Linked DNA regions of Homo sapiens: all the other regions are linked to region 4. A link is a loop called in an ENCODE intact Hi-C map of the cell type or tissue named here. Cell type or tissue: GM12878. All regions are shown on one strand. Region 1 overlaps NOL4 (nucleolar protein 4). Region 2 has its middle 260 kb from the start of ASXL3. Region 3 overlaps LOC124904280 (a long non-coding RNA gene). Region 4 holds the start of NOL4 (nucleolar protein 4).

Region 1 (2,500 bases), 66 kb after region 4:
ATACATAGATTCACAAGCATCTCCATTAATCTCTGGAAAATCAAGTATATAATATATATAATCAGAAACACATTTATTACTTACAATATTTTTTAATTTAAAAATTTTGAGAATTACATTGAAATATCACAATAAAATCTTTTTTCATGAAAAGCCCTAGTTACAGCAATAAAATATTAAACATTATTCAAGAGGAGGATAGGTCCATTTTGTATACTTTAGAAAAACTGCCCTCAAAAATTTTCATTTTTTCAATCCATATAGAATTGAAAAGTTGTTTCTTTGCCTTTTTCTTTGTCTACAGCTGAACAATAGAGTTTCTTGCAAAATTTTCCTCCTTTTGATATATTGGAAAGCGAGGCAAGAGTCCCCGTTGACTTAGCTGCCAGAAAAGACACCCTTCTCCGCCTGGGTTTGTTTTGCTCCAGTAAATAAAAACAGGATTCAGTTGGGCTCTGAGCAAAATCTGTTCCTGTATGCAATTTTGAAGTCCATTACGGGTGCCCCTACTGAGCACTTAGTTTACCTGGCCAGGGATGACTGGATATGGCCAGCTGACAACTCCACCCCACCCCACTCCCCTCCCCGCATCCCTCTCCCGCTGAGAGGCCTACAGCGAGCGGGGTCGGGTCCTGGGTGCTCTCTGGTCTTGTCTGAGCGGGCAACCTTTTCTGAAGGCCTCTGACCCTTCCTTTGCTCCCCAGACACCCGGGAAGGGCAGAAAAAAGGGAGAAAGGATCCGGCGTTATAGTCCTCGAAGATAATTCTAGGTGGGAGTGAAGGGACTGGGAGAGTGTGCTGCCGTTGGTCGGGTCGGGACATACAGGGAATTAGAAGAGAAGGACTAAAGCCAGAGGGACCCCTCCGGCGAGGCGGGATGGATTGGGGTGGGGCCTGCTCTCTAGGGGACTCTCAAGCTCTTGGAAGGTCACGTGCTCAAACTCGGCGTGACCGTGCCTCCCAGGCCCTGTCCCCCACCACCCAGGGGAGGAGAAGGCGGCGGCGGCATCCACGGATCAGGGTCAGGCCCGCGGCTTCGAGCCCGCGTCTCCTGCTCCTCCGAGAGACCCAAGCTCATGCTCGGGTGAAGCGGACGCAGATCTCATCCAGGCCCCAGCACTCTGGGTACTGGTGGCGGGGGACGTCAGCGGGAGAAAAGCCTTGGCCTTCCTCCTCCGGCCGTTGCCGCGGCAACTGTGATGTCTGAGGCGGAGGGTCGCGGGTTGGGAGCACTGCTCCCCCTCGCGGAGCGCGGCGCCCGGAGCGCTTAGCGCGCCTGCAGGTCGGGGGAGGCGAGGAGGAGGCTGACAGGGTGGAGGGCGCCTTTCTCCCTGCCACCCCCTCCAGCGTTGCTATGGACACCGCCAGGGCAACCTCACCTGTACCCGCTGCTCCAGCCGCCGCCGCTGAAGTAGAAACAGCAACCCGAGCTCTCTTTTGCCCCAGCATCTCTTCCAGGGACTCTAACCCAGCAGCTGCCACCGCTTGTCTCCCACAAACAGGAAGTGAGAGGGCAGACGTCCAACATTTGTCCTTGTTCCATTACCATGCCTGCCTTTATTTGGCTTTCCATTCTACATTTTGTATCTCAGCATCTTCCAGAGTAAATGGTCTAGAGGATGGAAAACGCTTCCTTTTATACCGTCTGCCACGCCTCTTCTATTAGCAGACAGCTGGTTTAATTCTACAAAACACTGTCCTGGGCCCTATTTAATTATCAGAAGAAATATATTTTAAAAGTAGCGTGTTTCTTGTATTACAGCAGATATGTAGAATCCCTAGTTTTCATTAGAAGGATATATAGCTATTTATAGGAATGTTCTCTTGCTGCTAAGCACCCCTGAAATAAACACTTTTTGACAAATGAGTAGAACAATTCTGTGTCAGGATATCTGGGATACATAGTACGTAAAAACGAGCTGTTTAGAAACCCCTTCTTTTCCCATCTCATTTCCAGTTCTATATGCCAGTGCTAAAATCTCTTTTCTGGGCTCTAATCCATCTGTGTTTGAGGTCAGTTTTTGACTTTGCAAGGGGATTTATTTCCACATGGCTCTGTTTTTGAACTCGAGGGTGGGGGGTAAATTAAATATTCGACTACTTACACTCAGCTCAGGTGCAAGATTTAGTGCATAGATGCATCTCTACTGACTACCGACGTAAATGCACTTAGTAAAAAAGACTCTCCCTGATTAGAGCAAATGGAGGCATCTGTGATCTTGAATTGCCAGCCATACCCTGGCAGGCTCTGTGAACTACTGTTGGTCACAACCCCTTGCTCTCAAATTTCTTTTCTGTTGAGTGTATATATGGTAAAGCTTTCATTCTCTGAAAGCACCCCGGTAGCTTTTGCTACTGATAATCATGAGTTTCCTTACATAGTTCTGCAAGTTTGAATAGACAAGCCTTTTCAGCTGACTTTGATACTACCTCTTTAGAAAATCCCAACAATGCAAGATAACTATTTCTTTTTTTTAAAGCTGATAGGTGGGATACTTAA
Region 2 (2,500 bases), 390 kb after region 4:
AAAGCACCCAGCTCTCTCCCTAGAGACCCCACTCTATCCCTTAGCAGCTCTCCTGTGAGGAAAGGATGGCCCAGGCAGTAAATCTCTTCTGGTTTATAACAGAAAACACTGGGTAGTTGGGAGTGTTCCTATCTCTTGGACTGAGTAGAGACATATTTTTGGCACACTGAAAAAGATCAGTAAATGCTTCTTATCACACAATTATTGCTATATTTGGGAGTTAAATTGCATTATAATGTACTCCAATTACTTATACTTTTATCAATATAGTCATAACTATGCATATATTCCGAACAAGGGTCATAAAATTAAGGCCAGTGGACCAAATTTAGCCTGCCTCCCATTATTGTAAATAAAGTTTTATTGGAACACAACCATGCTCATTTATTACATGCTGCTTATAGTTGTTTTCACGCAATAACAGTAGAATTGAGTGAGTAGATACAAGAAAGATGATATGGCCCACAAAACCAAAAATATTTATTATCTGGTCCTTTATAGAAAATGTTTGTCTAGAGGATTATATTATAGATTATAGCTCTCCACCACTACTGTATGCCAGGTACTTTACTTGGCTCCCTTGTGCATTATCTTTAATGTTCTCAATAACCTTCCCAGTTGTTATGATCATGATATTGCAGGGGAAGAGTGTTAGACAGGTCAAGGGATCTGTTTAAAGCAGACATCCGGAATTCAAACAGTACTTTGTTTATGTTTTCTGACTGCGAGTCTTTTATGAGCTGTGCTAGGGATATAATCACCATGTTACACTTTTAATGGGAAAAGTTGTTCTTAGTGCCAAAACATGACCCTAAAAAAATGTGCTATGGGAAAGCAGTCCATATGCAATTTGGGGAACTGACTCTCAGTCCCCAAAGAGTCTTTCCTGATAATCTGGCTACCCCAACATTGTGTACCCTATTTCATTTTTATTCCAGTAATTATAAGTGCTTGAAATTATTTTATTTATTTGGCCATTTCTGTTTGGATTGTTTTTCTCCTCTCAGTGGAATGCAGGATCCTTGCCGGCAGAGTTTCTCTTCCATTTGCATCTGTAGCCCAAGAGCTGGGAGCATGCCAGGCACAAGTGTCACTGTTCAGCAAGCATTTGCTGTGTGGCTCCTCTTAGTTAATAATAAACGTTTATATTGTTTTCTTGTCCTAAAATACAACATCTGAATATAGACTGTAATGCATAGCAAAATTTGTCTTGCTTATTTGCCAACGGTGGAAAATTCTTTTTTGAAATCCTTGGAAGCATTCTAGAGGAGAACTGGGGTAGGTGTTGATTTATTGCAATGCGGTATTTTGAAAATTATCACAATATCTCTTTAGGGGATTCAGTGGAAGAAACCAGGATCATATACACCACGAAAAAAAAACCCAGCTTTTTAATTACTTAAACAGCAACTCGAAATGAGCATGATACTCCTCCTCATTTAACCCCTTAGAAGTGTGAGTTCACAGATTGCTACATCCTGCCCTCTACTGGAAGAGAGAGTAATGACAAACAGGGACTAGCAAAAGAGCACTGAAGCTTTTTTTTTTTTACCAAGAAACACAATTTTTCTTTTTGCTGGAGTAAATTACATGTTACAACTGCTCTTCCCTGCCCCACATTCCTTTCTACTTCCAGAGTAAATAAATAGCAAAGCAAGTGGAGTACAAGATGGCTACCAGTAAAATAAAGAGAAAAGCAAACCTATATATAGGACACGTTTTGAAAACAAAATTAATCTTTTATTTCTGTAGAAGTATTTTTAAAGTGTGATTTGTTTAATAATTAACTCTGCACCTCAGTTCTTATCATCTGACACTCTGTTGAAGAATATAATTGGAAAGGCTATCTAAGTTAAACTTCTAAAAATTAAACTTCTGAAAATTAGAGATAGCATATATTCATATTTACTTGTATTAACTCATATTTAGTGCAATATCTTTAACTTTTAATTCATAGAGTAAATGTCATGTCTGATATAATAAATATAATAATAAAATATATAAAGTCCCTGATTTTAAAAATGCATATTGTATAAGATACTAAGTTTCTTTTATAGAGAAGACTGATTAGTTACACCTGACCTTAATGTTTTCTTCTGGCCTCATGTGTCCCTTCCAGTTTCACAACTCACCCTACCAAACCTCACGTGTATGTCAAGATAAAGCAAGCTATCCCTACCCCATTACCCTGCGCTTACTTAGATAAGAACACCATCCTATAAACCAGCATACTGACCTCTACCAGTATATAATTTTTTTCTTTAATCAACAATATGCCCTACATCTTTTAAAGCATTAGCTAAATAAGCCAACTATACACTGATTTGAAGCAGGTGCTTCCAAAATCTCGCTTAAAACATCTAATATGAGCAAGACAGGTTAACTGAGATATCTTCCAGTACCTTTAAATTCTGACCCTGTGCTAAGTTCCAACACCACAAAACAAAGTGTCTATGTCTCCGAACTGTAGGTTAATGCTCTCTCTCTAAAGGAGTAACAA
Region 3 (2,500 bases), 97 kb before region 4:
CCATTGAAATACCTGAATATGCAGCATAAAAACAAAACACAAATATCTTCGGGCCAGAAATGGACCTAAGATACAGTGAAAGCAGATACTGTGTGAGCTTCTGGGAAGCTTATAATATAGTGGCAGGTGACCTCAGTGACTCTGAGATTAAACTTTGATCAGGAGCCCATAGTGGCAGAATGTCCATGGACCAGAAGATCTCAGGCAGCTCAGGATGCTCTGCATCATTCAGTAAGCAGACACTGGGAGTTAGGACATGTATGTGTGCCATACGTTTGGTGCCTAGTGATATCTAGGGATAAACTAGTCCCTGAAATGACACAAAGCACACTTGTCATATGCTGGCTTTTGCCTACCTCCTTGCTATTCTAAGCCTACTTTTGATTTTGTGAACTACCCTTCATTGCATGTAGTCTTGGCCAGACTGTAAGTCAGGGCCCCTGGACAAAGGTTGGTCAGAAGATCAAGAAAAGCTAATCACGCACTCTCTTCCAGAATTTTAACCTAAAGCAGAGTGTTACAAGGACACAACATGATTGAACTCATTATTCGAATTGATGAATGAGATCACCTTTTTTCTATCTGCTCACAAACAGCAACCTCACAACCAAACAAATAATCTAGAAATCCACTAATACCAGCTGATCTCTATGAGGAATTTGCAAAAAAATGTGAGTATTCATGAAGCAGAGCATATACTTTTCTGTTCCTGTGTGCTAGTGTTAGCTCGGTTCTGTTTTTTTAAATAAGGCAATTAAACAAAATAACTTCACTTTAAAAATGACACCAGTGATAACCTTACACAGTTTTAAATGTGAGAGTCATTGTCATACCTTCTAGAAATACGATGATAAAAAAAACAAGGCTATCACCAAACTTTCGAAAACACGCATGATCTTTATTATTAAGTTTTCTGGCTTTTGTCACGATGTACAATTTTTTTCTTGCAATACTTTCTCAGTCTGCAAACCCACTCTAAGCCCGCGTGCGTCCATAAAGACTGCACCACATGGTGGCGCTCTGGTTGTGCCTTAAGTGAAATCGCTAGCGTTTTCTTTTCAAGAAAAGGGTTGATCAAAAAATGAAGTTAAAAATAAAATTCACTACTCAGCTTTCCATGGTCCTAGAAAATAAATATTCTTTTTAATGTTTTCTCTACCTCCTCTCTGCGTCATTCTCCCTCTGGAAAACCTGCAGATGCCCTTTATTTTGGTTCATGCAGTTGGAGCCACCTGGACCCAAGAGTGAAGACCAGGTGGAACCTGTCCGGTTCTGAACAATAAGGAAACTGGTTTAATGATACTCCCAGAGCTTTCTTGTGGCCACCGTTCCCCTCTTGTCCATTCAGAACTCTTGTCATTCTCTCTATAAATGAATCACCGGGGAATTTTCAGCACACCCCAGCTTCCTGACCAACAGCTTGCTCACTTGCTGTAGCCATCTTGAAATAAAATGTACTACTGCGATAAAGAAAAACAAAGTTTAATGGGTAGAGTTCTTGTATGAGGCCATTTAAATTTAGACTCCCAATCTCCACAAAGCAAACAGTCCTGGGGTAGAGAATGCTCTGAAATAGCAGCGTCTTGTTTTGTGTTTTGCCTCCTGGGATCCTCTGTTTTTCCCTTGAGGGAAATTGCCTTAAGGTAGAGAAAGGTCCAGTTCTGCCTACCTGGAGAAAGGCTGACCTGGTGATTTATAGTACATAATTAACAGAAGGTACGTGTACACCGGGGGCCAGTGTACTATCTCAAACTGTGGATGAGAATGACATTTCAGCTGAGCTACATGAAGAGGAAATTATAAGTAGAATGCCTAAGAAGTATTTTTCAATATAAGAAACAACTATTAAATTATCTACTATTTTCTCTAATCATAGAGGTATATTAGATTTCTACTGTTATGTTACAAATTTCCATAACCTTAATGGCTTAAAAATATCCTTTTATGAGTTCACAGTTCCGTAGATCAGAAGTCTGGGAATGGCATGGTGGAATTCTGTGCTCAGATTATCACAGCGTTGACATCAAGATGCTTTCAAGCTCAATGTTTTTGCCAGGATTCATTTCCTTGTGGTCCTATGACTGAGGTCCACATTTTCCTGCTGTCAGCTAGGGGCCACTTTCAGCTCCTAGAAGCCACTCACAATTTCTTGCCATGTGGCTCCTATTGGAAATTCACAGCATAGCGTTGCTTCTTTCCAGGCCCAGAAGAACATGTGTTTCTGACTTCTTCCTCTGTGGCCTGCTTGAGAAAAATAAAAAATCTCTCTGCTTTTAAAGGGCTAATGAGACTGATTAGGTCAGGCCCACCCAGATAATCCCTCCGTTTCTTAAAATTAACTGGCATGGGTCCTTCAGTGGAACTGCAAGACCCCTTCACAGCGAATCCAGATTTGCATTTGATTGAATGACTGGGAGTAGGTGTGGATACCCCAGGGGTCAGCATACTATCTCAAAATAGTGGCTTTCTCATAACTTCATTCCCTTACCCCTGTTCTGAT
Region 4 (2,500 bases):
AGCCAACAAGAATGGACAAAGATTATGCCTACCTTCTTCCTTCCTTCCCTTACTCTTGTTCTCCTTCTTTCATTAATTTATTAACTCAATTTATTAAGCACTTACTGTGCACATTGTTCATTGCACAAAACAAGAAAAAAGACATAAACTTTCAAGGGTTTTCCAATTAAGATTTTATTTGACCAACAAAACATACTCATATGAAAATATAAATAAGGTAAAAGGAGCAGTGTAGTCATTATGATCTAAAACAATATTTTTCAAATTGTAGGTTGCCAGTCATTCTTTGCTGGGTCATAAAATAAATTTTTTTGGTTGGGACTATACTTTACCAAATAATAATAACAAAATCAACAGGAGAGAAAAAGGCAAATATCAGTGTATATTGCAGGTAATAAAATAGATGTTTTCATAAAATTTTTGCAGAACAAATGTATGTATGCACTACATGTCAATGTAAAGTGTATGGCTTACTACAAGACAGGGCTAAAAAATGTTTGAAAGACACAATACAGATGATTATAGAAGAAAGTTAATATTAAGTTGAATGATTAAGGAAGGTTTTTGGAGGCTGAAAGTACATAAATAAAGCTTAGAGGGGATGGGATGCCTTTTTAGATGAAAAGCTGCATAAAATAGTTCTATAATTGTGAACTATAACCATATGAGAAAGTGAATTCTATAGAACCAGCTTATTCTTGAATGACTACCCCAGGACCAATTATCTTTCCAGAAACTTCCAGGAAACACATGACCAATATCTAACTAAATTGAGCTCTGATGCCACAAAGGGAAACTTAACAGAGTTGCTCCTGTGAAGTATACCCCACTAGAAGGGTGGTTCAGGATATCTTCTGTCCAATTGCGTGTTTCAAATATTTATGTATTTAAGATATTAAGATTTTTTTAATGTGAAATATCTAAAGATTCACCTCAATAAATTGAAAGTGATATTTTTCCCCTGAGTCCCTTGTATTAGATTCACTTGTGACTTCATTGGACAGTGTCTTCTCTGAGCTCTATGGTCTAATACGTATTGAACAAAAATTCAAGGACTCAACAACTGATTTATTTTAGCATTTCTTTTTAATACAAAAGAAGGAAATAAAAGAATAAAAGCAGTCGGGGTGGCCTCTGGAGAAGGGGAGCTGTTGTTGCAGGAATCTTGCAAGTTAATGAGAATTCACCCGGGACTCAAGAGGGATGGAGAGAGGGGGAGAAAGGAGATGGGGGAATGGGGTGGGGGGATAAAAACTCTTCCTTTGCAGCTGGCCCTTTCCCTCATTTGTTGCTCCAATAAGCAGTAATTAGGTCCTGAGCTAATGGTGTCAGCTGATCTGCTGTTTTTAGGCTAGACCCAGAGGAATCTCCATGGAAACCCTGCTGGAGTCGTCCCCCCACCTGGATGCTGCGTGCTCCTTTCTGCCACCTGGCTGCCGCCGGGCCCGCTGCTACCTCCTTCTGCCTCTAACCTGCAGCCTGCAGCATGCGCACTGCCCCCGGGATCCCTAAATGGGACAATTCTGCCCGTGACGTCAGCGCCCAGCCGTCTCCACAGAAACTTTTGTCCCATTGGCCAATCAGAGAGCTTGGAAGGGGCCGGGGAGGGTGGGGGAAGGAGAGGGGAGTGGGAGGGGTGGGGGTGAGGGGAGAGGCGAGAGGTTTAGCGTGTGGAGCTGCCTGCGCTCCGCCCGGGCTGTCAGTCCCGGCTCCAGCCGCCGCGAGACCTTCCCGGAGACGCGCGCACACACAGCGCACCCCCTGCACACCGCACACCCTCGCTCCCTTGCTCACACACACGCACACACTCAGCCTGGCCGAGCAGGAGCCACTGACCATTTTGCAAGTGTCAGGACCAGCTACAGCGCGGTGGGCGCAAACATCCCGCTTTCCCTTTCCGGGATTTAGTCTGGGAGACGACGACGAGGGAAGAAGGTGGGCTCGGACGCAGCCCAGGCGCCGGGCACTGGTCGGGCCGTTTTCCTGGCAGAGCCGCTCCCCGGGACGGGCGCGGGCCTCGGGTGAGAGTAGAATAAAGAGGAGCGGCCGCAGCCGCCGCGCGAGGAGGATGGGAACTCCCCTATTTCCAGCTCTGGAAACAAATGGATGGAAGTCCTGAATGGAGCAACTGCTGACTTCATCTGCTTGGAAAAATAGTCCAGAGGAACTCATATTTGGCTACTCAGAGCAGTGGAGGGGGTGTCCATGACGTGGCAGGGGGAAAATAGACAACTGAAACCTCCCGTGTGAACTGCAAACTGTGACCAAGCAAGGGGAAAATGATCTTTCTGTATATATTTTAATTTCGTGCAAAGGTTTTCAAGCATCTGTATCCTAAACTTACTTCTATGTCTTGTTCAGCAGAAACCAGAGGAGTCCTGTCTGGGGGTCCCATCATTATTCGGGATACCCGCCGCCAGCGGCCTGCCTTCGGTTACCCACATCCCCCTGGAACGGATATCTGTTTGGGGCACTACAATCTATCCTGTAGAACTATGGC

The links. A loop is a pair of places that touch in the nucleus more often than their neighbours do. Peaks named below come from ENCODE experiments on the same cell type or tissue, not always from the same donor. Only the 100,000 strongest peaks of a DNase experiment are listed, where the experiment ranks them.
Region 1: a loop joins it to region 4, with 4 times the contacts of the local background. A loop is called at or near these places in 7 of 110 quality-filtered maps.
Region 2: it touches region 4 in a loop (4-fold over the local background); 2 of 110 quality-filtered maps call a loop at or near these places.
Region 3: a loop joins it to region 4, with 7 times the contacts of the local background. A loop is called at or near these places in 6 of 110 quality-filtered maps.

Annotation. Positions count from the first base shown.
Region 1 is chr18:34,157,990-34,160,489 of GRCh38, reverse strand. All of the region lies in intron 1 of NOL4 (nucleolar protein 4), which reads left to right. Among named protein-coding and RNA genes, the nearest start is that of NOL4, 66 kb to the left of the region's middle. In GM12878, a CTCF peak has its summit at 1,243; no DNase peak of the experiment used is centred here.
Region 2 is chr18:33,838,632-33,841,131 of GRCh38, reverse strand. No RefSeq gene overlaps it. Among named protein-coding and RNA genes, the nearest start is that of ASXL3, 260 kb to the right of the region's middle. In GM12878, a CTCF peak has its summit at 1,486 (motif pointing left); a DNase peak (open chromatin) is centred at 1,428.
Region 3 is chr18:34,321,395-34,323,894 of GRCh38, reverse strand. All of the region lies in intron 1 of LOC124904280 (a long non-coding RNA gene), which reads left to right. Among named protein-coding and RNA genes, the nearest start is that of NOL4, 98 kb to the right of the region's middle. RefSeq lists an enhancer at 1,422-1,481. In GM12878, a CTCF peak has its summit at 1,005 (motif pointing right); DNase peaks (open chromatin) are centred at 1,054 and 1,364; H3K27ac peaks cover 1,054 bases.
Region 4 is chr18:34,224,079-34,226,578 of GRCh38, reverse strand. It overlaps NOL4 (nucleolar protein 4), which reads left to right and starts at 1,666. Exons shown (of 11, transcript NM_003787.5): 1 at 1,666-2,500. In GM12878, a CTCF peak has its summit at 1,440; no DNase peak of the experiment used is centred here; H3K27me3 peaks cover 120 bases.